Regions from separate parts of the Homo sapiens genome. Here region 1 is linked to region 2. A link is an interaction called in ENCODE POLR2A ChIA-PET data of the cell type or tissue named here. Cell type or tissue: OCI-LY7. All regions are shown on one strand. Links, peaks and the distances in the headings refer to the core of each region. The heading gives the core; the rest is flanking DNA. Region 1 has its middle 51 kb from the start of RPL39L. Region 2 overlaps ST6GAL1 (ST6 beta-galactoside alpha-2,6-sialyltransferase 1).

Evidence for each region. Peaks named below come from ENCODE experiments on the same cell type or tissue, not always from the same donor. Only the 100,000 strongest peaks of a DNase experiment are listed, where the experiment ranks them.
Region 1: POLR2A ChIA-PET joins it to region 2 with 12 read pairs; 6 of 35 experiments call an interaction of 5 or more read pairs at or near these places.

Annotation. Positions count from the first base shown.
Region 1 is chr3:187,082,827-187,095,145 of GRCh38, forward strand. No RefSeq gene overlaps it. Among named protein-coding and RNA genes, the nearest start is that of RPL39L, 51 kb to the right of the region's middle. In OCI-LY7, for the core only: no CTCF peak of the experiment used is centred there; a DNase peak (open chromatin) is centred at 6,077; H3K4me3 peaks cover 426 bases; H3K27ac peaks cover 567 bases.
Region 2 is chr3:187,009,772-187,022,090 of GRCh38, forward strand. All of the region lies in intron 2 of ST6GAL1 (ST6 beta-galactoside alpha-2,6-sialyltransferase 1), which reads left to right. Among named protein-coding and RNA genes, the nearest start is that of ST6GAL1, 85 kb to the left of the region's middle. RefSeq lists enhancers at 2,971-3,090, 6,062-6,111, 6,142-6,271, 12,211-12,319, a promoter at 11,631-12,208 and a cis regulatory region at 12,115-12,208. In OCI-LY7, for the core only: no CTCF peak of the experiment used is centred there; DNase peaks (open chromatin) are centred at 2,380, 3,180, 6,380, 6,920 and 1 weaker place; H3K4me3 peaks cover 6,521 bases; H3K27ac peaks cover 8,000 bases.

The DNA of each region.
Region 1 (12,319 bases), core at 1,445-9,444, 73 kb after region 2:
TGATCTTCTATTTTTGCCTTTGACTGAAGTTCCCCTTTCTCTGAAGCAGAGAAGGCCAAACATCTGCTAGCAAAGCAAAAGTTTGAAATTGGATTCTTGTTAGGCAAAACATAAATTATTCTATGTAGTTATGTAGATTGGTCCCAAAGGCCCAGGCCTTGGAAGAAGTCTGTCTGCTTGAAAGGACCACCAAGCAAAGTCAACTAAGATTGAGCACCATGTGTTCTGAGAAGCTTTCCCTGATTCTGCAGCCCCTCCCCGCTAATAAAGCTTTGGTAGGTGCCCCTGTGCTTCCCTTTTCCATTCTGTGGTTGTCTCCGCATACGTTGCATTACAGTAAAGTAATGTGTTGAGCCTCCTTGGGACAGGGCTTTGGTCTGATTTGTCTTTAGTGTCTTTGGAAGATGAAGATGGGCCGGGTGCGGTGACTCATGCCTGTAATGCCAAGGAGGGAGGATGGCTTGAGGCCGGGAGTTCAAGACTAGCCTGGGCAACATTGGGAAACCCTGTCTCTACAAAAAATAAAAAAAGGGTTGGGTGTGGTGATGCCCTCCTGTGGTCCCGATACTTAGGAGGCTGAGGTGGGAGGATTACTTGAGCCTGAGATGTCGAGGCTGCAGTGAGCTATGATGGCACCACTCACTGCAGCCTGGGTGATATAGCAAGACTCTGTCTAAAAAAAAAAAAAAAAAAAGATGTTGATGATTGATTGGTTGAAAGTTTGTTAAACTAACAGGAAGATACAGTATTCTAGAAACACAATACTAACCAATTTCCTTGGGTTCTGTTATTGTCAGATAAACTTCTTAATTGTGCCAACGTTGTGACTTCAAAAACTGTACATTTCACATTGAAAAGAAAAAATCAACAGAGAACATTTCATCCCTAGGTGTTTCATGTCCTGTGCTAAGCGGGCCGGTGAGAAGCCCAAGGTAATATGCATCAATAAACCCACTTTGTTTCTAAAGCAAATGCTCTTGCTTTCTCAGAACACATCACCTCAGCCTTCCAGAGGAATAAAATAATGGTAAGTTTAATAAAATAATTAAATAACCAAATCCTTACTGATGGGGTCTTAGTGGTCAGAGAGTATTCCACATTTCTGTTATAATATCATAGCTTCACAGACCCTTTGTAGATTCTTGTGTCACAGACAATAGTCATTTACTCTAGGAAGCTTATCCTGTGAAATTCTATTTTCTCTTATTTATTTCCTTTTTTTTTTGTATTTTTTTGTTTTTTTGTTTTTTTTTTGAGACAGGGTTTCACTCTGTCACCCAGGCTGCAATGCAGTGGTGCAAACTCGGTTCACTGCAACCTCCACCTCCTGGGCTCAAGCCATCCTCCCACCTCAGCCTCTCAAGTAGCTGATATTACAGATATGCACCACCATGCCCGGCTACTTTTTTGTATTTTTGATAGAGAAAATACATTTTTGCTATGTTTCCCAGGCTGGTCTTGAATTCCTGAGCTCAGATGATCCACCCGCTTCAGCTTCCTAAAGTGCTGGGATTACAGGCTTGAGGCACCACACCCAGCATATTTCTTTAAACGTATAAAAGGGACTTTCAGTGAGAAAGAAAAATACATCCGGAGGATGTGCCATATTTTCCTTTTATTTTAATTACAAAATTACTTCATGTTTATTGTGGGAAAACATAGTAGTATAGATAAAAGGAAAATAAAAACACACTTTGTTACATTTCTTTCTAGACCAAAATTTGCTATGTCTCTCTTAAGAGTGAATTAAAAGAGCTTCCTGTCATTTATTTATCTTTTACAACTTCCTCTGCATAGTGGAGGTGGCACAACAAAGCCCGAAACATTCCTAGAATTTCATTTCCAGGCAGCTTAAACTAGGAAATTAGTGTCGGGGGTGTGCCAATTCTTTTCTGCACTAAAAAAAAATTTTAACAGTGTGTATGATTGGCACAAAATAAACTGCACAATTTGATAAATTTTGGCTTATGTATACAACTGTGAAACCATCACCACAATCAAAATGTAAACATATCACCCATTAAGGTTGTTTCTTCATTCCCCTGTAACCCCTTCCTTCCATCCCTCCCTGCTCCTCCCTATTCCCAGGAACTTTCTGTTTTCTGCACTACAGATTAGTTTGCATTTTTCAGAATTGTATATAAATGCAACCATACAGTATGGACCCTGTATCTATGTCAGTCAGGGTTCAACAAAAGAGAGTAGGGTGGGGGTAAAATATATGTATCAATCTGCTACAGGAAATTGGCTTTATGCAACTGTGGCAGCTGGTCAAGGAGTCTCTTTAAGGCTGTTTCCATGTCTGATGCTAGAGCTGGAAGTCTACTGGGCAAAAAGTCAAGACGATCACAAGTGGGCTGGCATGGGGAAGCATGAGCTGGAGCCTCACAAGGACAGGCTGAAACTCTTGTCCATTCTTGTTGCCTCTGATGTTGGTGATGAGGGTATCCTGCAGAAGCCAGGGCGCTTTGTCACAGAACTAAACACATACATGGTCCCAAAGTCAGAAAAACTGGTGAATCCAAGGGTAGGTAGTAGAGCAACTGTAGGCCCAGATGCTGCTTCAAAGTAGCTGCTGCCTTTTTCCCACCGTCTAAAGTCCCTTGTTGCTAACTCTGATAGGAAACATACAGGAAGTAGAATTCTTGGACAGTTTAGACTGGCCAAGTACAACATTACAAATCCATCACTTAAATCACAGACTTTTTTTTTTTTTTTTTTTCAGACAGGATCCGGCTCTGTTGCTCAGGATGGAGTGCAGTGGTGCAATCTCAGTTCGCTGCAACCTCCACCTCCTGGGCTCAAGAAATCCTCCCACCTCAGCCTCCTGAGTAGCTGGGATGACAGGTGCACACCACTCTGCCCGGATACTTTTTGTATTTTTTGTAGAGACAAGGGTCTCATTATGTTGCCCAGGCTGGATGACAGGTGCACACCACTATGCCCGGATACTTTTTGTATTTTTTGTAGAGACAAGGGTCTCATTATGTTGCCCAGGCTGGTCCTGAACTCCTGAGCTGAAGCAATCCACCTGCCTCGGCCTCTCAAAGTGCTAGGATTTCAGGCATGAGCCATTGTGCCGGCCCACATACTCTTTTTTTTTTTTTTTGTCCAGCTTCTTTTACTCAGCATAATGTTTTGAGATTCATCCATACTGTAGTGTATATTAATAGCTTATTCCTCTTATTGCTGAGTAGTATTCCACTTTGTGGATATACCATATTTGTATAACAGTTATCTTTGTTGTTGAACATTTGGATTGTTTTCTAGTTTGGGGATATTATAAATAAAGTTGCTATGACCATTTGTATACAAGTCTTTTATTTCTGCTGGGTGACTTGTAGGAGTGAAATGGTTGAGTCATATTATAGGCATTTAGTTAATTTTTAAAGAAACTGCCATATTGTTTCCTAAAGTGGTTGTACTATTTTAAATTTCCACCGGCAGTGCATAAAAATTTTAATTCTGCCACATTATGGCTAACCTTAGTTTAAGTCTTTTTAATTTTAGACATCATAATCGGTGTGTTATCTTATTTTGGTTTTAATTTGCATTTCCCTAATGGCATATAATGTTCATCATCTTTTCATGTGCTTATTTCCTATCCATTTTCTTTGATGAAGAATCTTTTCAAATAATTTGTCCATCTCTTAATGGACAATGATTGTTTATTGTTATATTATTGAGTTTTTAAGAATTTATATATTTATGTATAAATTTATATAAATTATTTATATATTATATTTATATATTCTAGATACAAGTCTTTTATCAGGACTTGTGATTTGTAAACATTTTCTCTCAATCTGTGGTCTGTTTTTTTCATTCTCTTAAAAATGCCTCTAAAAAACAAATTTTAAATTTTGATGAAGTCCAATTTATCTTCTATTGATCATGTTTTTGGTGTCATAACTAAGATGTTTTGGCCTAACCCCAAGGTTATAAAGATTTCTTTTAAAAGTGTTACAGTTTTAGTTACATTTAGGTCTATGATCCTAATTTTTTTTGTATTGGTGCAATGTATGGAAGAAAGTTGGGGTTTTTGCACATGGATATTCAATTGTTCCAGTACAACATGTTGAAAAGAATATGCTGCCTCCACTGAATAGCTTTTGCACTTTTGTAAAAAAAAAAAAAAAAAAAAAAAAAATCAATTGACCGTATATGTGTGGATTTACTTCTGGACTTTGCTCTGTTCCATTGGTCTATTTGCCTATCTGGATGCTAGTTACACACTGTTATGATTATTGTAGCTTTAAATTTCTTTAAATTTTTTTTGGTGGGGGGTATAGCCGGGCACGGTAGTACATGCCTGTAGCTCCAGGTACTTGGGAGGCTGAGGCAGGAGGATCACTTGAGCCCAGGAAGTTCAAGGATATCTTGAGCAACATAGCAAAACCCTGTATCAAAGAACAACAACAACAACAAAAATTGGGAGGGTGAGGGTATCTTTGGTCCTTTTACATTTCCACGTAAGTTTTAGAAATAGCTTGCCAGCATCTACAAAAAAAAGCCTGCTAGATTTTGACTGAGATTGCATTAAATCTATGGATCAATTCAGGAAAAATTGACATCTTAACAATAGTAAGTCTTCTAGTTCGTGAGTGCAGTATATTTCTGCACTTATTTAGGTTTTCTTTAATTTCTCTCAGAAATGCTTTGTAGATTCTAGTTTATGAGTCTTGCACATCTTTTGTCAGATTTATCCCCCTAAGTATTTCATATTTTTGATGCTGCTGTAAATGTTTGTTTTTAATTTCAATGTCTGAATGTTTGTAGCTAGTATATAGACATACAGTTGACTTTTGTATCTTGATTTTGTGTTTAGTGATCTTGCTAAATTTAGTTCTAGGGGCTTTTTTTGTAAATTCTTTGGTTTTTTCTTTTTTTTTTTTAAATAGGTAGTCATTTCATCTGCAAAAAAAGACAGTTTCTTCTTGCATTGTTTCTGGTGAAAAATCTGCTGCCATCCTTTTCTTTGTTCCTCTGTATGTAATGTGTCTTTTTTTTTTTTTTTTTTTGAGACGGAGTCTCGCTCTTTCGCCAGGCTGGAGTGCAGTGGCACGATCTCACCTCACTGCAACCTCCGCCTCCCGGGTTCAGGTGATTCTCCTGCCTCAGCCTCCCGAGTAGCTGGGACCACAGGCACCCGCCACCACGTGCGGCTACCGTAATGTGTCTTTTTAAAAATTTACTTTTACTTATATTATTTTTAATTGACAAATCATAATTGTATTACATGTATGGAATACAATATGATGTATACACATACACATACATGTGGAGTGATTAAGTCAAGCTAATTAACATATTCACCACCTCAATTATTTGACATTTTTTGTGGCAATACATTTGAAATTTACTTTCTTAGTTATTTTGAAATATACAACATATTATTGAATATAGCCAGCCTGGTGTCCAATAGATCTCAAATCTTGTTCCTGCCGTCTAGCTGAAACTTCATACCCTTTGACCAGTAGTAACTCCCCATTCTCTCACTCCCCTGACTCCAGTATCTGGTAACCATCCTTCTATTTTCTACTTTTGTGAATTCAGCATTCTTAAGATTTCACATATAAGTGAGATCATGTGGTATTTATCTTTCTGTGCTTGGCTTATTTCACTTAGCATAATGTTCTTTAGATGCATCCACGTTGTCCCAAATGACAAAATTCCATTCTTTTTAAAGGCTGAATAGCATCATTCTATTGTGTATATATGCATTTTCTTTATCCATTCATCTATTGATGGACACTTAGATTGATTTCCTCTCTTGGGTATTGTAAATAATTCTGTAATAAACATGGGAATGCAGATATCCCTTTGACTACTGATTTCAATTCCTTTGGACATATTCCCAGAAGTGGGATTGCTGGATTATATGGCAGTTTTATTTTTAGTTTTTTGAGGAACTTCCATACTTTTTTCCATAATGGCTGTACCAACTTACATTTACATCAGCAGTGTACAAATGTTCTCTTTTCTCCACATTTTCACCAATGCTTGTTTCATCTTTTTGATAAAAGCCATTCTAACAGGTGTGTGGTGATATCTCCTTGTGGTTTTAATTTGCATTTTCCTGATGAGTGGTAATGCTGAGTATTTTCTTGTAAACCTGCTGGCCATCTGTATGCCTTTTTTTGAGAAGTATCTGCTGAAGTCTTTTGCCCATGGATTATTTGTTTTCCTGCTATTGAGTTGTTTGAGTTCATTATATATTTTGAGTATTAACCCCTTATCAAATGTACGGTTTCCAAATACTTTTTCTCATTCTGTGTGGGCTGTCTCTTCTAAACTTGGCAGATTGTTTCTTTGGCTGTGCAGAAGCTTTTAAGTTTGATGCAATCTCATTTGTCTATTTTTGGTTTTGTTGCCTGAGCTTTCAGGGTCATATAAAAAAAAATCTTTGCCCAGACCAATGTTAAGGAGTTTTTCCCTGTGTTTTGTTCTAGTAGTTTTATAGTTTCAGATCTTACATTTGAGCCTTCAGTGCATTTTGAGTTGATTTTTGTGCTTGGTGTAAGGTAAAGGTCTAATTTCATTCTTCTGCATGTGGATAACCAGATTTCCCAATGCCATTTATTGAATAGACTTTCCTTTCCTCATTGTGTGCCTGGCACCTTTTCCAAAAATCAATTGACCATAAATAGGTGGGTTTATTTCTGGGCTTTCTACCTGTTCCATTGGTTGATGAGTCTGTTTTCATGCCAGAACCATGCTGTTTTGACCACAATTGCCTTATAGTATATTTTGAAGTGTGGTACTATGATGCCTCCAGCTTCATTCTTTTTACTCAGGATTGTTTCAGCTTCTCATGGTCTTTTGTAGTTCCATACACATTTAAGAATTATCTTTTCTATTTTTGTGACAAATGGCATTAGAATTTTAATAGGGATTTTATTGAAGATATAGATTTCTTTGAGTGGTGTGGACATTTTAACAATATTAATTCTTCTAATCTATGAACATGAGATATCTTTCCACTTATTGGTGTTTTCCTCAATTTCTTTCATCAGTGTTTTATAGTTTTTAGTATACAAGTCTTTTACCTCCTTAGTTAAATTTATACCCGGGTATTGCTGTGGCTCCTCTCGTTAATTCTTTCCAGGTAATGCATTATTGGTGTATAAAAAATTACTGATGTTTGTATGTTGGATTTGTATACCGCAACTTTGCTGAATTTGTTGATCAGTTCTAACAGTTTTTTTGTGAATTTTTTTGGGTGGATTTTCTATGTATAAGATTATGTCATCAATGAGGAGAGACAGTTTCACTTCTTCCTTTCCTATTAGGATGCCTTTTATTTTATTTTATTTTATTTTATTTTTTTTTGAGACGGAGTCTTGCTGTGTTGCCCAGACTGGAGTGCAGTGGTGCAATCTCGGCTCACTGCAACCTCCGCCTCCCGGGTTCACACCATTCTCCTGCCTCAGCCTCCCGAGTAGCTGGGACTACAGGCGCCCGCCACCATGCCCGGCTAATTTTTTGTACTTTTAGTAGAGATGGGGTTTCACCGTGTTAACCAGGATGGTCTTGATCTCCTGACCTCGTGATCTGCCCACCTCAGCCTCCCAAAGTGCTGGGATTACAGGGGGGAGTCACCGCACCCGACCTTGTTTCTTTCTCTTGCCTAATTGCTCTAGCTAGGACTTCCAATACTATGTTGAATAGAAGTCGTGAGAATGAGAATACTTGTTTTCCAGTTCTTGGAGGAAACGCTCTCAGCTTTTTACTGCTGAGTATGTTAGCTATGTGTCTGTCATACATTGCTTTTATTATGTTGAGGTACATTCTCTTTATAACTATTCTGTTGAGAGTTTTTATTACAAAAGGGTGTTGAATTTTGTGAAATTCTTTTTCTGCCTCTGTTGAGATGACCATATGGTTTTTATTCTTTATTTTGTTAGTGTAATGAGTCACATTGATTGATTTTCATATTTTAACCACCTTGCATCTCAGGGATAAATCCCATTTAATCATGGCAAATGATTCCTTCAATGCATTGTTGAATTTGTTTTGCTAATATTTTGCTAAAGATTCTTGTATATATGTTCATCAGGAATATTGGCCTGTAAATTTTTCTTTTGTAGTGTTCTTGTCTGATTTGGGTATCAAGGAAATGCTTGTCTCATAAAATCAGTTTGGAAGTATTCCCTCTTCCTTGATTTTGTGGAATAGTTTGAGAAAATTTGGTATTAGTTATTCTTCAGTTATTGGTAGGATTCAGCTGTGAAGCTATTAGGTTCTGAGCCTTTCTTTGATTTCTTGCTTATTTTATCTCCTTATTTTTTACTGGTCTCTTCAGATTTTCTATTTCTTCATGATTCAGTTTTAGTAGGTAGAATGTGTCTAGGAACTTATCTGTTTATCTAGATTGTCCAATTTTTTTGGCATATAATTATTCCAAGTAATTTGTCGCGATCTTTTGTATTTCTGTGTTATCAATTGCCTCCACTTTCATTTCTAATTTTATTTGAGTCACTCTATTTTTTCACTTAATCTAAGTAAGGGTTTATCATTTTTATCTATCTTTTCAAAAAACAAATACTTAGTTTTATCTATTTTTTCTATTACTTTGCTAGTCTCTATTTCATTTATTTTTTTCTCTTTCTGCTCTTGTTATTTCTCTCTTTCTGCTAACGTTGTTCTTTTTCTAGTTCCTTGAGGTGTAATATTAGGTTGTTTATTTGAGATCTTTCTTTTTCTGATATAAGTATTTATTGCTATAAAATTTCATCTTAGGACTGCTTCTGCTGCATGCTGTAAGTTTTGATATGATATATTTTCATTTTTGTCTCAAGGTACATTTTTCGTTCCTTTTTTATTTCTTTTGTGACTCTGGTCTTGTAATCAGGCAAGGGAGAGAAATAAAAGGCATCGAATAGGTAAGGAAGAAGTGAAATTTTCTCTCTTCACTGATGACATAATCTTATAAACACATAAAAATCATAAAAATTCCACAAAATTTCCACATACTAATTTCCACATTTGTGAATTTTCCAATATTTCCCGAGATTTCTCTTGTTATTGATTTCCAGTTTCATGGCATTGTGATTGGAAAAGATACTTGCTATGATTTGAATCGCCTTAAATTTGATAAGATTTGTTTTGTGGCCTAACGTGGTCCTGGAGAATGTTCCATTGAGAAGAAAGTGTATTCTGTTTCTGTTGGATGCAATGTTCTGCATATGTCTGTTAGGTACATTTGTTCTAAAGTGTAATTCAAGTCCAGTGTTTCCTCGTTGATTTTCTAACTAGATGGTCTGTTATAAAAAATGAATACCCGTACTATTATTGCATTGCAGTCTACCTCCTCTTTGAAATCACTTAATAATTGCTTTATGTATTTAGGTGCTTTGATGTTGGATGAATATATTTACAATTGTTATGTCCTCTTGATGAATTGACTCCTTTATCATTATATAATGGCCTTTTTGATCTCTTTTGATAGGTTTTGAATTACAGTCTATTTTTCCTTATATAAGTATAGCTAACCCTGCTCTCTTTTGGTTTCCATATGCATGGAATATCTTTTTCAGTCCCTTCATGTACAGTCTATGTGTGTCCTAGTGAGGTGAGTCTCCTGTAGACAGCATATGATTGAATATTGGTATTTTGTTTGTTTGTTTGATTTGAGACAGAGTTTTGCTCTGTTGCCCAGGCTGGAGTAAAGTAGTGCAATCTCAGCTCACTGCAGCCTTGACCTCCTGGGCTCAAGCAATCCTCCCACCTCAGCCTTCCAAGTAGCTGGGACTACAGGCATTCACCACCATGTCTAGCTAATTTTGTTTATTTTTTGTAGAAATGAGATCTCACCATGTTGCCCAGGCTGGTCTTGAACCCTTGGGCTCAAGTGATCCTCCTGCCTTGGCCTCCCAAAGTGTTGAGATTATAGACATGAGCCACCATGCCTGGCCTGAATATTGTTTTTATGCATTCAGCCACTCAATGTCTTTTGATTGGAAAATTAAATTTATTTACATTCAAAGTAATTAGTGACAGGTAAAGGACTTGCTACTGCCATTTTGTAATTTGTTTTCTGGTTGTTTTATAGATTCTCTGTTTCTTTCTTCCTCTCTTGCTGTCTCCTTTTGTGGTTTAAAGGTTTTCAGTGGTGGTCTGTTTTTAATTCTTTATTTTTATATTTTATGCATCTATTATAGTTTTTTGCTTTATGGTTACCATAAAACTTATATAAAACATCTTAAACTTAAAACAGGCTATTTTAAACTGATAACAATTATAATTGCAAGCAAAAGCTCTACACTTTACTCCTTCTCCCTACCTTTTGTGCTTTTGATGTCAAAATTTTCCTTTTCTTATAATTTGTATCCCTTAACAATCTATTGTAGCTACAATTTTTAGTAGTTTTATTTTAGCCCTCATAGTAGAGATAAAATTGCTTTACACATAACCTTTATTTACATTTTTGGTGTATTCTGAATATGACTACGTATTTCTTCTACCATTAAGTTTTTTATTTTATATGTTGTGTATTATTAGTTAGTAGTCTTTTGTTTCCACTTAAAGAACTCCCTTTAGAGGCAGAGGTTGCAGTCAGCTGAGATTGTGCCACTGCACTCCAGCCCGGGTGATGGAGCAAGACTCTGTCTCAGAAAAAAAAAAAAAAAAAAAAAAAAAAAGAACTCCCTTTAGCAATCCCTGTAGAGTGGGCCTAGTGGTGATGGTAAACTCCCTTAGCTTTCATTTGGAAAATTTTATTTCTCCCTTATTCTGAAGGACAGCTTTGCTGGGTAAAGTATTCTTGATTGGCAGTTGTCTATTATCCTTCAGCACTTTGAATGTATCATCCCACTGTCTCCTAGACTACAAGGTTTCTACTTAGAAATTCACTGATAGCTATATTGAGACTCTGTTCAGTATGATATGCCTCTTATTTCTTGCTGCTTTCAGTATTCTTTCTTTGTCTTTAATTTTTGATAATTTGAATGTGATGTGTCTTGGTGAACTTGTCTTTGAGTTAAATTTGAAAAGTGATCTCTAAGCTTCCTGTACCTGGATATTGTCATCTTTTCCTAGATTTGGGAAATTTTCAGCCATTATTATCTTAAATAAATTTTCTGGTTCTTTTTCTTTTTCTTTTCCCTAGGGAACTCCTATTATGCGTAGATCTGTTTTCTTGATAATGTCCCATAATTACCATAGGCCTTTTCCATTGTTTTTCTTTCTTTTTTTTCTTTTCATTCCTCTGACTAATTTAAATGTCCTGTATTCAGGTTCACTGATTCTTCTTCTGCTGGTCAAGACCTGCTATTGACACTTTCTATTAATTTCAGAAATTTAGTTATTGTATTCTTTAGCTTTATAATTTCTATTTGGGTTTTTTATTGTTTATATTTTTGTCAAACTTCACATTTAGTACATGAATTGTTTCCCAGAATTTCATTCAATTTTTCATCTGTATTTTCTTGTGGTTCTCTGAACTTCTGAATTCTTTATCAGTCATGTCATAAATCTCCACTTCTTCAGAGTCCACTATTAGAACTTTATTAGTTGCATTTCCCTCATTTTTTTTTTTTTTTTTTTTTTTTTAGATGGAGTCTCACTCTGTCGCCCAGGCTGGAGTGCGGTGGCATGATCTCAGCTCACTGCTACCTCTGCCTCCCAGGTTCAAGCAATTCTCCTGCCTCAGCCTCCCAAGTAGCTGGGATTACAGGCACGCACCACCATGCCCGGCTAATTTTTGTATTTTTAGTAGAGATGGAGTTTCACCATGTTGGCCAGGCTGGTCTTGAACTCCTGACCTCAGGTAATCCACCTGCCTTGGCCTCCCAAAGTGCTGGGATTACAGGCATGAGCCACTGCGCCCAGACTTCCCTCATTTTTGTAATCCTTGTGTCTTTGCATTGGTACCTACACATTTGAAGAAACACTTTCCAGTCTTTGCTGGTATTCTTTGGCTGTGCAGATCTTCACTATTTAGTATAGCCTAGGATTCTAGTTGGGCCAGTAGGTGGTGACAGGTAGACCTTGCATGTTCTCTAGTTGGGCTGGGCTGTTAACTGTGTTCTGGCGTCAAGCAAAACTTCTGGCTGTAATAGCAATCACTATAGTCTGACTCTCAGGAGGTCTTCCTCTTAGGAAAAGGGGGAGAGTACCACATCACGGGAACACCGTGTGGGACAAAATAATCTGGGTGACAGGCCTTGAGTCCCAGATCATTCCTGTGGGAAAGTTTCTTTCAGCAGAGACACAATTGCAGTACTGGACTCAGCAGGGGACATCTGTGTCTCTATCCAACAGTCAGACAGGCTTGGTGCTCATGAAAGGTCTTAGAGAAAGGGTCCTCTTTCCCCAC
Region 2 (12,319 bases), core at 1,600-9,599:
GAGGCGGGTGGATCATGAGGTCAGGAGTTCAAGACCACCCTGGCCAAGATGCTGAAACCCCGTCTCTACTAAAAAATACAATAATTAGCCAGGCGTGGTGGTGGGCACCTGTAATCCCAGCTACTCAGGAGGCCGAGGCAGGAGAATCGCTTGAACCCGGGAGTCGGAGGTTGCGGTGAGCCGAGATCACGCCACTGCACTCCAGCCTGGGCAACAGAGCGAGACTCCATCTAAAAAAAGAAAAAATTATAACCCTTTGTGTGGACATTTCATAACATATTTAACTTGTCCTCTTTAAAGGAAGAGGACAAGTTAAATTGTCCTCTTGGGAATTGAGGTTATTTCAGGTTATTCATGGGCTGACATAAAACTGCAGTCTTTGCTTCTCTGAATACTTCTTTTTTTGAGATGGAATTACTGGGTTAAAAGAGAATGGTCATTTTTAATGCTTTGATATATTTAATCAAATTGTCCTTCAGAGAAGACGTTCCATGTTATTTTTCCATGAGTTACTTAAAAGTGACCTTGTCAGCTCTATTGTAATTTTTTAGTCTATTAATTTGGTGGGGGAAAGTGTATGTTATTATTTTAATTGAATTTCTTTTATTTCCAGTGACATTGAATCCCCAGCCTGTCACTGAATTGGTTCCCACCCGTTTAGGGAGGAGGCAGAGACAAGAGTAGAAGAAAAATGATTTATTTATTTTTTGAGATGGAGTTGTCCAGGCTGGAGTGCAGTGGTGGTGTAATGCCCAACCTTGTTTTTACTAACCCTGTTTTTAGACTCTCCCTTTTCCTTTAATCACCTAGCCTTGTTTCCACCTGAATTGACTCTCCCTTAGCTAAGAGAGCCAGACAGACTCCATCTTGGCTCTTTCACTGGCAGCCCCTTCCTCAGGGACTTAACTTGTGCAAGCTGACTCCCAGCACATCCAAGAATGCAGTTAACTGATAAGATACTGTGGCGAGCAATATCTGCAATTCCCAGGAATTAGTCTGATTGATAACGCCCAAAGCCCCGCGTCTATCACCTTGTAATAGTCTTAAAGCCCCTGCACCTGGAACTGTTTACTTTCCTGTAACCATTCATCCTTTTAACTTTTTTACCTATTTTATTTCTGTAAAATTGTTTTAACTAGACCCCCCTCCCCTTTCTAAACCAAAGTATAAAAGAAAATCTAGCCCCTTCTTCGGGGCCGAGAGAACTTTGAGCGTTAGCTGTCTCTTGGCCGCCGGCTAAATAAACAGACTCTTAATTCGTCTCAAAGTGTGGCGTTTTCTCTAACTTGGTCAAGTACAACAGTGTGACCTCTGCTTCCCAGGTTCAAGTGATTCGCTTGCCTCAGCCTCCTGAGTAGCTGGGATTACAGGCATATGCCACCATGCCCGGCAAATTTTTGTATTTTTAGTAGGGATAGGGTTTCACCATGTTGGCCAGGCCGGTCTCGAACTACTGACCTCAAGTGATCCGCCCACTTCGGCCTCCCAAAGTGCTGGGATTACAGGCGTGAGCCACCGTGCCCGGAGAAAAAGGATTTATTTTCTCTTCCTCGTTCTTCACTTTGAAGATGAGAGGCAAACACAGACAGATCCCAGATTCAAATCCTGGCTCTACAACTTACTAGTTACTGATTTTGTACCTTTATTTTTCTGACCCTCAGATTTTTTACTGAAGAAATCAGTGCAATCATGAACTGTGAAGTAATAGACATTTATAGAGAAAATGCCTGGGGTGCAATGGTCATTCTGAAAATGGTAGCTTTTGTTGTCCTTGGGAAGCTGAGGCTCAGGATGTGAAACAACCTCCTGCTCTTTTTCAGAGGCGGCAAGGAGCTCAGAGCTGGGTTCCTTCACACAGGGAAGGCCCCTTGCAGGAACTGCTGCTGGTATCTGCGTCATTAATTCTTTACCTTTTATTCTTCCAGGCTCCTGTAACCATTTATCCTTTTAACTTTTTTACCTATTTTATTTCTGTAAAATTTTATTTCTGTATCTTCCATGCCCTGCTGGGCATGAAGGCAGCTATCACAGGCCAGGAAATTCATGTTAGGGAATTGGGTCATCTTAGGGAACTAATTCAAATTGCTAATGGTATTTATTTGATTCAGTGGAAATGCACCTTGCAGTACTTGATTCGGAGGACTGGGTTGAATTTCGGGAGGGTTTGTTTGACATTGTCTCATCTTACTCTCTGGAGCAGGATTCAGACCTGGAACGCTCTCTTTCCAGGGCAACCTAGCCAAGCTATGGTCTCTGCCTCAATTTATTGCCCTTTCCCCAGGACTCACATCTTCCTCCCCACTCACTGTTTGCCCAGGCTCCGGTCATCTATGTTAGTCGTGCTCTTGCTACACATCTGCCACCTCTTTCAGAAGGTTGAGAGCAGCCAAAACAGAAACGGGAACTGTGGCTCTCAATAAACTGTCTGCTCGCAGACCAAGAGAGAAGCGGGAGTGCTTTGTCTGTATTTACTGCATTTTTTTTCATTTTTTTTTTCTTTTTTTGAGACAGGGTCCTGCTCTGTCTCCCAGGCTGGAGTGCAGTGGCACGATCTCGGCTCACTGCAAGCTCCGCCCCCCAGGTTCAAGTGATTCTCCTGCCTCAGCCTCCTGAGTAGCTGGGATAACAGGCGTGCGCCACCATACCCAGCTCATTTTTATATTTCCAGTACAGACGGGGTTTCAATATTGGTCAGGCTGGTCTTGAACTCCTGACCTTGTGATCCATCCACCTCAGCCTCCCAAAGTGCTGGGATTACAGGCAAGAGCCACCTCGCCCAGCTGCACTTTTTAAGGTTATTTGAACACCAAGCAATTAGTGCTTCTGGGCCCAGGCTAACAGATGAGGCCAGAAAACCCCACCACACTCTCTCAGTCCTGAGCAAGGGTGCTGCTGATCGGGCACAGAGCCATTTCTCCTGAAATCAAGACTGGGTGCCAGGCCGTAGGGCTGCCAGCCTGCCTGTGATTTCTCTCTGGGACCATCTCAGTGATTTCCTGTTTTCTTCCCCTGAGCACATTCAGTGCAAGAGGTCTAAGCATGAGGGTGGGAGGTGCGGTGAGTTTGGCCTGTTTTCCAAATGGAGGGGAAATCCAGGGAAGTCAGCAGGCTTCACTGTGAGTCGTCGGGTCTACCAGCGTTTCCTATGTCAGGCCGTGAGCACCTGCTCTGTGGAAATGAAAGCAAATCTTCTCCACCAGGCAGGGGCTGCAGAGGGCTGGCAGGGGTGAGGTGGAAGGGCTCAGGGAGAATTTAACAATGTTGTGTTTTCATCTTGATGATCACACAAAAATGATTCTGTACCAGTCACGAAGACTTCAATTCATAATGGAGGAGACCTTTAGCGTCTTAAGTGTTTCTTGAACACTGTTTCTTTTTCCTCTTTAAAATGGGAGCTGACTTAATCTGTAAGCCTTATTTCTTATGGCTCTATAGAAGTGATGAAATAACAGCACTGTCTGGAGAGACTTAAAATAACAAACATTTCCTCTGCACAGTTTAAAGCCTTCTCCCATCTATTACTTCCCCTGTGCTTTCCCATAACTCTGTGAAATAGGGACTATTAAGCCCTTTTTTCACATGAGGAAACAGAGACTCAGAGAAGATAAGTGACTTTTCTGAGGACACACAGTGATTTGGTTGGAGAGCTGGAGGACCTCACATCTGTGCCCTGGTTTCAGGCTTTTTCTATTAGTTCAGTCTTCACAGTGACACACCCTTGACCCTGCCTCCCACGAGGGTCCCACGTTCCTATTCTCTTTGCTGTGGAGCAGTGTTTGAAATAGCTAACACTAAAAGTGGCAACTATTGTTTTGTTTTGTTTTTGTTTTTGAGACAGGGTCACCCTCTGTCACCCAGGCTGGAGTGCAGTGATGCAATCTCAGCTCACTGCGACTTCCACCTCCTGGGTTCAAGCTATTCTCGTGCCTCAGCCTCCTGAGTAGCTGGGATTACAGATGTGCGCCACCACGCCTGACTAATTTTTGTATTTTTAGTAGAGACGGGGTTTGACCATGTTGGCCAGGCTGGTCTCTGACTCCCGACCTCAGGTGATCCTCCCACCTTGGCCTCCCAACGTGCTGGGATTACAGGCATGAGCCACCGCACCCGGCCGCAAATACTGGTTTTGTTGAGATGAACATCAAGGTCTCGTGTTTAGCCAAAGATAAATACTGATTCATGACACTCCGGAAAATTTCATCTCATCCTTGAAAATGAAGACTTTTCACACCCAACAGCGGTCAAGCCGGGCCTCAGCCTTCTGACCCTCCTCCCCTGCTTCCTGGCAGGTACAGGTTTGCCAGCTCTCATTTATTAAGCACCTGGCATGTGCCAGGCACTGCACAATCCTTACTTCTAACCCTCACTGCAGTCCTGTGAAGTAGGTGCTTTTGCACACATTTTACAGATGAGGAAACTGAGACCCCGACTGTCATGTAATTTGCCTAAAATTGCATGCTGATTAATAATAAAGCCGGGATCCAAATCTAGATTTGTCTGACTCCAAGTCTTGGTGCAAATGAAATTCAGCACCATTCCTCCAAACTGAGCCTTGTCTGAGGGTCTTTTGCCTTCTCAGTCTTGGTCTTTGGTCCCCTTTAGTTTTTTCTGGGCCCACCGTTTTGAGCTCCCAGTTACCAGCCTCTTGATTGAATTGATTGACCTGGATGGATGTGGTCAAAACAGGCAACTTCACAGCTCTGCCTTTCCCAGGCCAGCACTGGGGTGAGGTGTGGGGAGGGCAGGCAGCCCAGGGGCAGCTCTGTTCCTTCTTTGGGCCTGCTTCTTACATCTCCATCCTCCTAAGTCCACATTCTGTGCTTGGTCAGCATGCAGGAGTTGGGACTGTTTTGAGGACTTGCTTATGGGTTGTGGGGAGGGAAGGGCACTGGCATGATTGCAATACATTCCTGGGCAAGACATCTGGCCTCTCCCATTTGCGGTTCCTTCATCTATAAAATGTTAACACAGTGTGTCAAAATGTTGATGTTCTCGAGTGACTTTTCCTGAGATCTTTGCCAATTCTCAAATCAACATCCTTATGGTCATTGTTGCCAGGATCTCATTTATTGTGTACAGTAGCCTAAGAGGAGGCATTTTGTTCTTGCTTGACACATGACAAAATCACACACATGCCACCAGAGCACATAATTCCCCCTTACACCGTAAATACAATCAAGCACACCTGAAAATCTAAGTGATTTCTTCCTTATTGATTCCACGAATAAAAGGCAGTAGGGATTTCTAAATTTGTTAAAGGAAATTCATCACTGAGTGTAAATTCTCCCTAACATGGACTAGCAATTTTGTTTCTCTGGGAGCCATAATTCACAAGCCAACAGGTATTTCTGTCACTTCCTAATACATGGAGGGTACAGCATCCCCTGCACACTGGGTTCCAGCCTGAGTGTGAACTCTCTTGCGTACGAAGGGACTGGCCCCTGTGTGCTTCTTACTGCACGCACTTCATAATTACTCCTTAGCAGACTTAGGCTGTTTCATGTCTAGGACCTTCGGAGTTATTCTCAAAAGTAAAAATCCCAAATGTTGATTCTGTAAATACCAAGGGTCAACTATAATATTAGCAATGATCCAGGGCTGCTGGAGGATTCAATGAGATAAAATGCTAAGTGTCCAGCATCCTAAGTGTGCTCTGGGCTTGGGACCTTGCACATTCACTGAAAATCACTGAAATTCCAGGGTTAGGTGGGCATGGCTTTGGCTGAAAGAGTCACAGGTCAAACAAGATGATCATCTTAGTACAGGCATTAAGAGTGCAGTCTTTCCTGGGTGCAGCAGCTCACGCCTGTAATCCCAGCACTTTGGGAGGCCGAGGTGGGTGGACTGGTTGAGCCCAGGGGGTTCAAGACCAGCCTGGGCAATGTGATGAAACCTGTTTCTACAAAAAATTACAAAAATTAGATGGGTGTCGTGGTGTGTGCCTGGAGTCCCAGCTACTTGGGAGGCTGAGGTGGGAGGATTGGTGGAGGCTGGGAGGTCGAGGCTGCAGTGAGCTGTGATTGAGCCACTGCATTCCAGCCTGGGTGACACAGTGACAACTTGTCTCAGGAAAAAAAAATAAAAATAAATAAAAGAGTACAGTCTTGGATTCAGACAGTTCTGGGTTCAAACCTTGGCCCTGCCATTTACTAGCAGAAGTCCTTTAACTTCTTTGAGATTCAGGTTTCTTATCTGTGAGATGGAAAGGATAACACGGTACCGGCTTTGGAGGACTGTGGTGAGATTGAATGAGCTGTCGGATGTCCAGACCTGGCACAGTGCCTGGCACGTGGGAACCCCCTAGGAGGCAATCACAGTCACTTTTCATCCTTCCTTTCTTTCTGTACAGAGCCGCAGACCCAGCAGGTGCTTCATGCTTGTTGATGATTTCAGTTCCTGTCTAAAACCATTTTCTTGTTTACAAAATAACCATCTTCCACCCCAACACACACCACAAGCCCCCGCGGTGGATGCCAGCCAGACATTCTATTCATCAAGCGCCACTTGCCTATCCTGTGCTTGGCAGTGCTAAAAAGGAGACAGAGAAGGGATATAATCTTATTTTTCTGACTGGAAAAATAAGTTTCCCACACGCAGCACCTGGAGAAGAGTGCGGGAGTGCAGGAGAGTGTGTGTGCATGTCAGGAGTGTGAGTGGAAGTCGACACTGGTGGAGGACTCCTCACTGCAGGATCTGAGAAGCTTCCTCCAGGGACATGGGCTGGATCTGGGGCTGCCTTTGGGGACCTAAAGTGAAGGGAAAGAGTAATGCGGGAGGCAGTTCGAGGTTGAGATGAACCATTGAGTGATGACTTCTGTGGATCTGTCCCCCAAAGAAAAATGTCCAAACGTTGGTCAACATGCTCCATTAAGCACCCAGAAAGTGCAGATATAAAATGTTCTTCAGGTGTGGTAAGGAGGAAGCAAATGTGAAAACCCCCAGAGAACCAGCCCCTGCCTCCCAGGAGGCAATGATGTGGGCCAAGAGCAGAAGTTGAGTTCTGGCCTTGGCCTGGGATTGCTCAGAGGGTAGCAGCCCCTTTGCCCAAGAGATTGAGCTGCAGCCGTGTTGCTGCCTCTTCATTTGGTGACCAAAGACAAGACAAGATCACCACGTGGGGAGGAGACAGAAGTGAAAGGCCCACCTCAATGCAAGGGTGATTAGCTCTTTCTCCAGCAGTACTGACTCACTTTGGCCTACTAATCAATGTGAATTCTTCATAACAGGCGATCCCCTTTGAGTCCAGGAGGACAGAGTTGATGACAGTGTAGCCTGAAATTCCTGGGGCCCTGGATTGAAGCTGTGGCCCTGCCATTTCCTCAGTAACTCTGAGCTGTTATTGGGCAACAGACTTCCTAGGTTGTGGAGGAGGCTGGGTTAACTGGGGACTTTAAATGCTTGAGCCGTGTGTTGACTCATTAACTATGTCTACCCTAGGCTGAACTGGTGTTGCCCTTCCCTTCCCAGGAAAGGCCTGGCCTCTCCCATTCTGCCCAAGGAAACCCTCTGTGAACTTTTACATTCTTCCAAACTATTCTGATGTTTATTGGTCTGGATCCATTACATCAGAAGCTACTGAGGGTAATATCAGGCATCTATATTTTAAAAATGCTTCCTAGGTGATATTAATGCCCAGGTAAGATAGAGCAACAATGTTCTAAGTGGTTCCCTTCACCTACACCACTCACCTTCATGGCTGTGAGATTAGGGGTGGGAGGGCAGGGGAGGGTTACACCAAGGGCCTTGAAGCTCTCAGGACAGACTTGAACAACCTTTTTCTCCTCCATGTTCCCTTCCCCTTTTTCTTTGTAGGGGGTCCATTTGGCCTTGGACGGGTTCTAGCAATGACGTCAGTTTGTTAAGACGAGCGAGGTAAACAGTTGTTGCCTTGGTGACTTTAAGGAGAGGTAGTTGCACTTCAGTGATTCTGGCAATTAGAAAATGTCAAGGAACACTGGCTCAGACTTCCTCCTGCCCAGATTGATAACACGAAAACCACGACGGACATGGTTGGAAAGAACGGCCGCCTGGCGCGATCCCCAGCCCTGGAATTCCTGGAGGACATGATATTTAAGAAGACATTAGTAGACATTGTCCTCACTAAAGACAGAGTTAAAGTGGAGTTTGAATAATCAGACCCACGTTAGTAGGATTTCAGAGGAAATCCTTATCTTCGGTATTTCAGTAGAAATCGTTCCTGTTTTGTTGCCATTTGGTTCTCCTTTGCAACTTAGCATGTGAGAATTCCGGGCAGCCTGATTCCTTGCCCATCTTTGACAGCTCTGCTGCTGTGTCCCGGGGGAGGCAGGTTTCCAACATAACTGCTACTCTGCCTTTGCCTGGTGAGTGCTGAGATGGAGAGGCAGGCTGGTATCTGTTTGATCTGATACTCCAGAAAAATCGTAATTTTACATTGTTTTTTTCCTGATTTCTAAACACATGAAACCAGATTCTTCTGGAGAAACATAGAGTGCCTTAATTTTGCCTAGTTAGGGGCTGTTGGGGGTGGTTTTTCTAAGCACCCTTCTGTGTCTAGCCAACCAGTAGAACCTGATTTTTGGGAGGTGAATTAGCCAGGGTTCTCTAGAGGGACAAAACTAATAGGATAGATGTATTTATAAAGGGGAGTTTATTAAGGAGTATTGACTCACACGGTCATGGAACTATGTGAGGTCCCACATAGTCCATCTGCAGGTTGAGGAGCAGGAAAGCCAGTCCGAGTCCCACAGCTGAAGAACTTGGAGTCTGATGTTCGAGGGCAGGAAGCATCCAGCACAGGAGAAAGATGTAGGCTGGAAGGCTAAGGAAGTCTAGTCTATTCACATTCTTCTGCCTGCTTTTTATTCTGGCTACAATGGCAGCAGATTAGATGGTGCCCACCCAGATTAAGGGTGGGTCTGCCTTCCCCAGCCCACTGACTCAAATGTTAATCTCCTTTGGCAACACCCTCACAGACACGCCCAGGATCAATACTTTGCATCCTTCAATCCAATCAAGTTGACACTCCGTATTAGCCATCACAGGGGCATGCTAAGCAAGAATTGTGTCTATGGCTGTAATCACAAAGTTACGATTATTGGAGTAAGCTCCACAAACCAGAGTCCCTTGTCCAGGGCCTCCAGAGATCCACCAGACACTTGAGTATCTCGAAAAGCCAGATGGGAGAAGCACGTTCACCACGGCAAACCTGCGCAGCCAAGAAAATCAAGTTTCTTTGTTTTATGCTAAACTTTTATCAACTGACTGTGGTAGTCGTGGCAATCTCATGCCATTCAGAACCTCTGATTGGCAACAGTATCTTTGTTCATTTGATAACAAATAACTCAAATTTTAAATTAAAGTTAGTCGACAACATCTTTCAAAATCTTGGAATCGTGTCGGGGGAAACAAAATACAAGAGATATGATTTGATGTGAAAGAATTTAGGACCTCTTGGCTTTGATTAAATTAGGGTGTGCTTCTGTTGTTTCACTGGGATTGTGAAATGTTGGGATGAGGAGATATGAAAAATCTATAGCTGAATATTCTGTTGATGGTTTTAAACCATAGAAATAAATATTCAGGAAGTCTCTATTGAGTAGCTCTATAGGGTAATGCTAGCTGCTAGAGCAAATAAACTCACGTCTTAACCATCTTGGCCCAGAAGTGATGTATGTTATTTTTGCTCACATTTCTTTGCCAATAACTAGTAAAATGATCCCATCTATATGCTGTGTGTGTTTGTGTGTGTGTAAAATGCAATCCCTCTCTGGACAGTAATTTACAGCAATAACTATATGGCAGAAGGAGCAAACTTCTTGTGGGGCAGCCAGCTATCCCTGATATGAGGAAAGAGAAAGAAGGGTCAGCATTAAGTGGCAGCTCAGGTGGCACACATTAAGAATCCAAGCTCTTAGAGAAATGGGAGTCCTTCATGGGAGAGGGTTTCTGGCAGCCAGGACACATGGAGCCCCTCTCGGAGGCACTATGCCACCCTCTGGGGGCAACAGGGTGTCAAGCACTCTAAGTCTAAGAACAGAAAGTTTGGGTTCTAAGGTCCAGATGAGGGTGAGGTTTGTGCACTAAAGATTAAGGAGATGAAGATCAGGGCAGAGTAAATAGGTGTCACCAGAAGGTCAATACAGTGATTAGCAACTGTAGTTGGTGTGATAAAGCAGAGAGGCTCGCAGTAGCCCTTGGAAGGGCCTGAGTAGAGGGACATAGGATGAAGAGCACTACCAGTTTGTTGGTTAGAATAATCTGGTCAGCCGGGCATGGTGGCTTATGCCTGTAATCCCAGCACTTTGACAGGCTGAGGCGGGTGGATCACGAGGTCAGGAATTCAAGACCAGCCTGGCCAAGATGGTGAAACCACGTCTCTACTAAAAATACAAAAATTAGCCGGGCGTGGTGGCGGGTGCCTGTAATCCCAGCTACTCGGGAGGCTGAGGCAGAGAATTGCTTGAACCTGGGAGGTGGAGGTTGCAGTGAGCCGAGATTGCACTGCTTCACTCCAGCCTGGTAACAGAGCGAGACTCTGTCTCAAAAACAAACAAACAAACAAAAAACAAAACACACCGTGGTTTCACCATTTACAGTGACATCTTGAGCAAATGACTTAAACTCTCTGAGTTTCAATTTCTTTATTTAAAAAAGAGGATTGTTAATACCCCACCCCACAGGGTGGTGGTAAGAATTAAATTTGGTAACATCTATAAGACCTGCTGTTCATTACAGTTGATTCTTAAGGCAGCATCCGGTGATGCCTTTGAAACATACATCGGCAAAGTCTTAATCAGATGAAAGCCAAAACCCCTACACCTGTGTAAGGCGCCACATTATCTGGCTGCCCCTGTGTAGGTATTTTGCTGTTCCCTCTACTTGCAACCCTCTTTTCTCAGAAATCTGCATGGTAGCCTCCTTCATCTCTGTTAACAGAAAAACCAAATTCTGTAAAATATTTTCAAGAAGTTTATCCTGAGGCAATATGAGTTACTGTAGCTTAGAGAAAACACAAACCCAAGAAGCCTTGAGTGAGTGGCCCTGAGGCAGTTGGGCCATAGTCTGGTTTTATACATTTTAGGGAGACAGGCATTACAGGCAAGGATATCTGGAAATCAGTACATGGAAGGTAACTGGTAGTTCTGTCCAAAAAATGTGAGACATCTCAAAGTGGGGGAGGGTGCGGTGTTAGGATATATGTATTGGTGGTTTTTTTTTTTGTTTTTTTTTGAGATGGAGTCTCGCTCTGTCACCCAGGCTGGAGTGCAATGGCGTGATCTCTGCCCACTGAGCCTCTGCCTCCTGGGTTCAAGTGATTCTCCTGCCTCAGCCTCCTGAGTAGCTGGGATTACAGGAGCATGCCACCACGCCCGGCTAATTTTTGTATTTTTAGTAGAGATGGGATTTCACCATGTTGGCCAGGATGGTCTCGATCTCCTGACCTCGTGATCCACCTGCCTTGGCCTCCCAAAGTGCTGGGAATACAGGCGTGAGCCATCATGCCTGGACTATGTGTTGGTTTCCATGCATGTTTCCTGGCGCATAGCCCCATAGCCCTTGCTACAGTCTTGCTAGAATGCTGGGCTTTTTAGACTTCAGGGACAGGCCCTAAGAAACAGTCTCTCTCCTGCCGTCCTTTCACCTGCCCCAAGGCAAGGTTTTTATGTTTTCTGGCCTGACTGTGGGCCTTACAACCCTCCCATGAGGCCAGGCATAGTGGTTCATGCCTGTAATCCCAGCACTTTGGGAGGCCGAGGTGGGTGGATCACCTGAAGTCAGGAGTTCGAGACCAGCCTGACCAACATGGTGAAACCCCGTCTCTACTAAAAATAGAAAAATTAGCCGGGTGTGATGGTGGGCGCCTGTAATCCCAGCTACTCGGGAGGCTGAGGCAGGAAGAATTGCTTGAACCCGGGAGGCAGAGGTTGCAGTGAATCAAGATCATGCTACTGCACTCCAACCTGGGCGACAGAGCGAGACTCTGTCTCAAAAAAAAAAAAAAAAAAAAACCTTCCCATGAGAGGTTCCTACCCTATGCCCTGGGGGAAGAAATGCTGACGTCAAGGAAGCTTCTATAAAAACCCAAGAGGACAGGGTTGGGTGAACTTTCTGATAGCTTAATAGGAGGAGGTTCCTGTAGGGCGGCACAACCAGGGAGGGCGTGGAAGCTCTGCATCCCTTCTCCCATACCTTGCTCTACACATCTCTTCATCTGTATCCTCTGCAGCATCCTTGATGATAAACCAGTAAATGTAAGTAGGGTGTTTCCCTGAGTTCTGTGAGCCGCTCCAGCAAATTAATTGAACCCACGGAGAGGGGAACCCCAATGGAAGCTGGT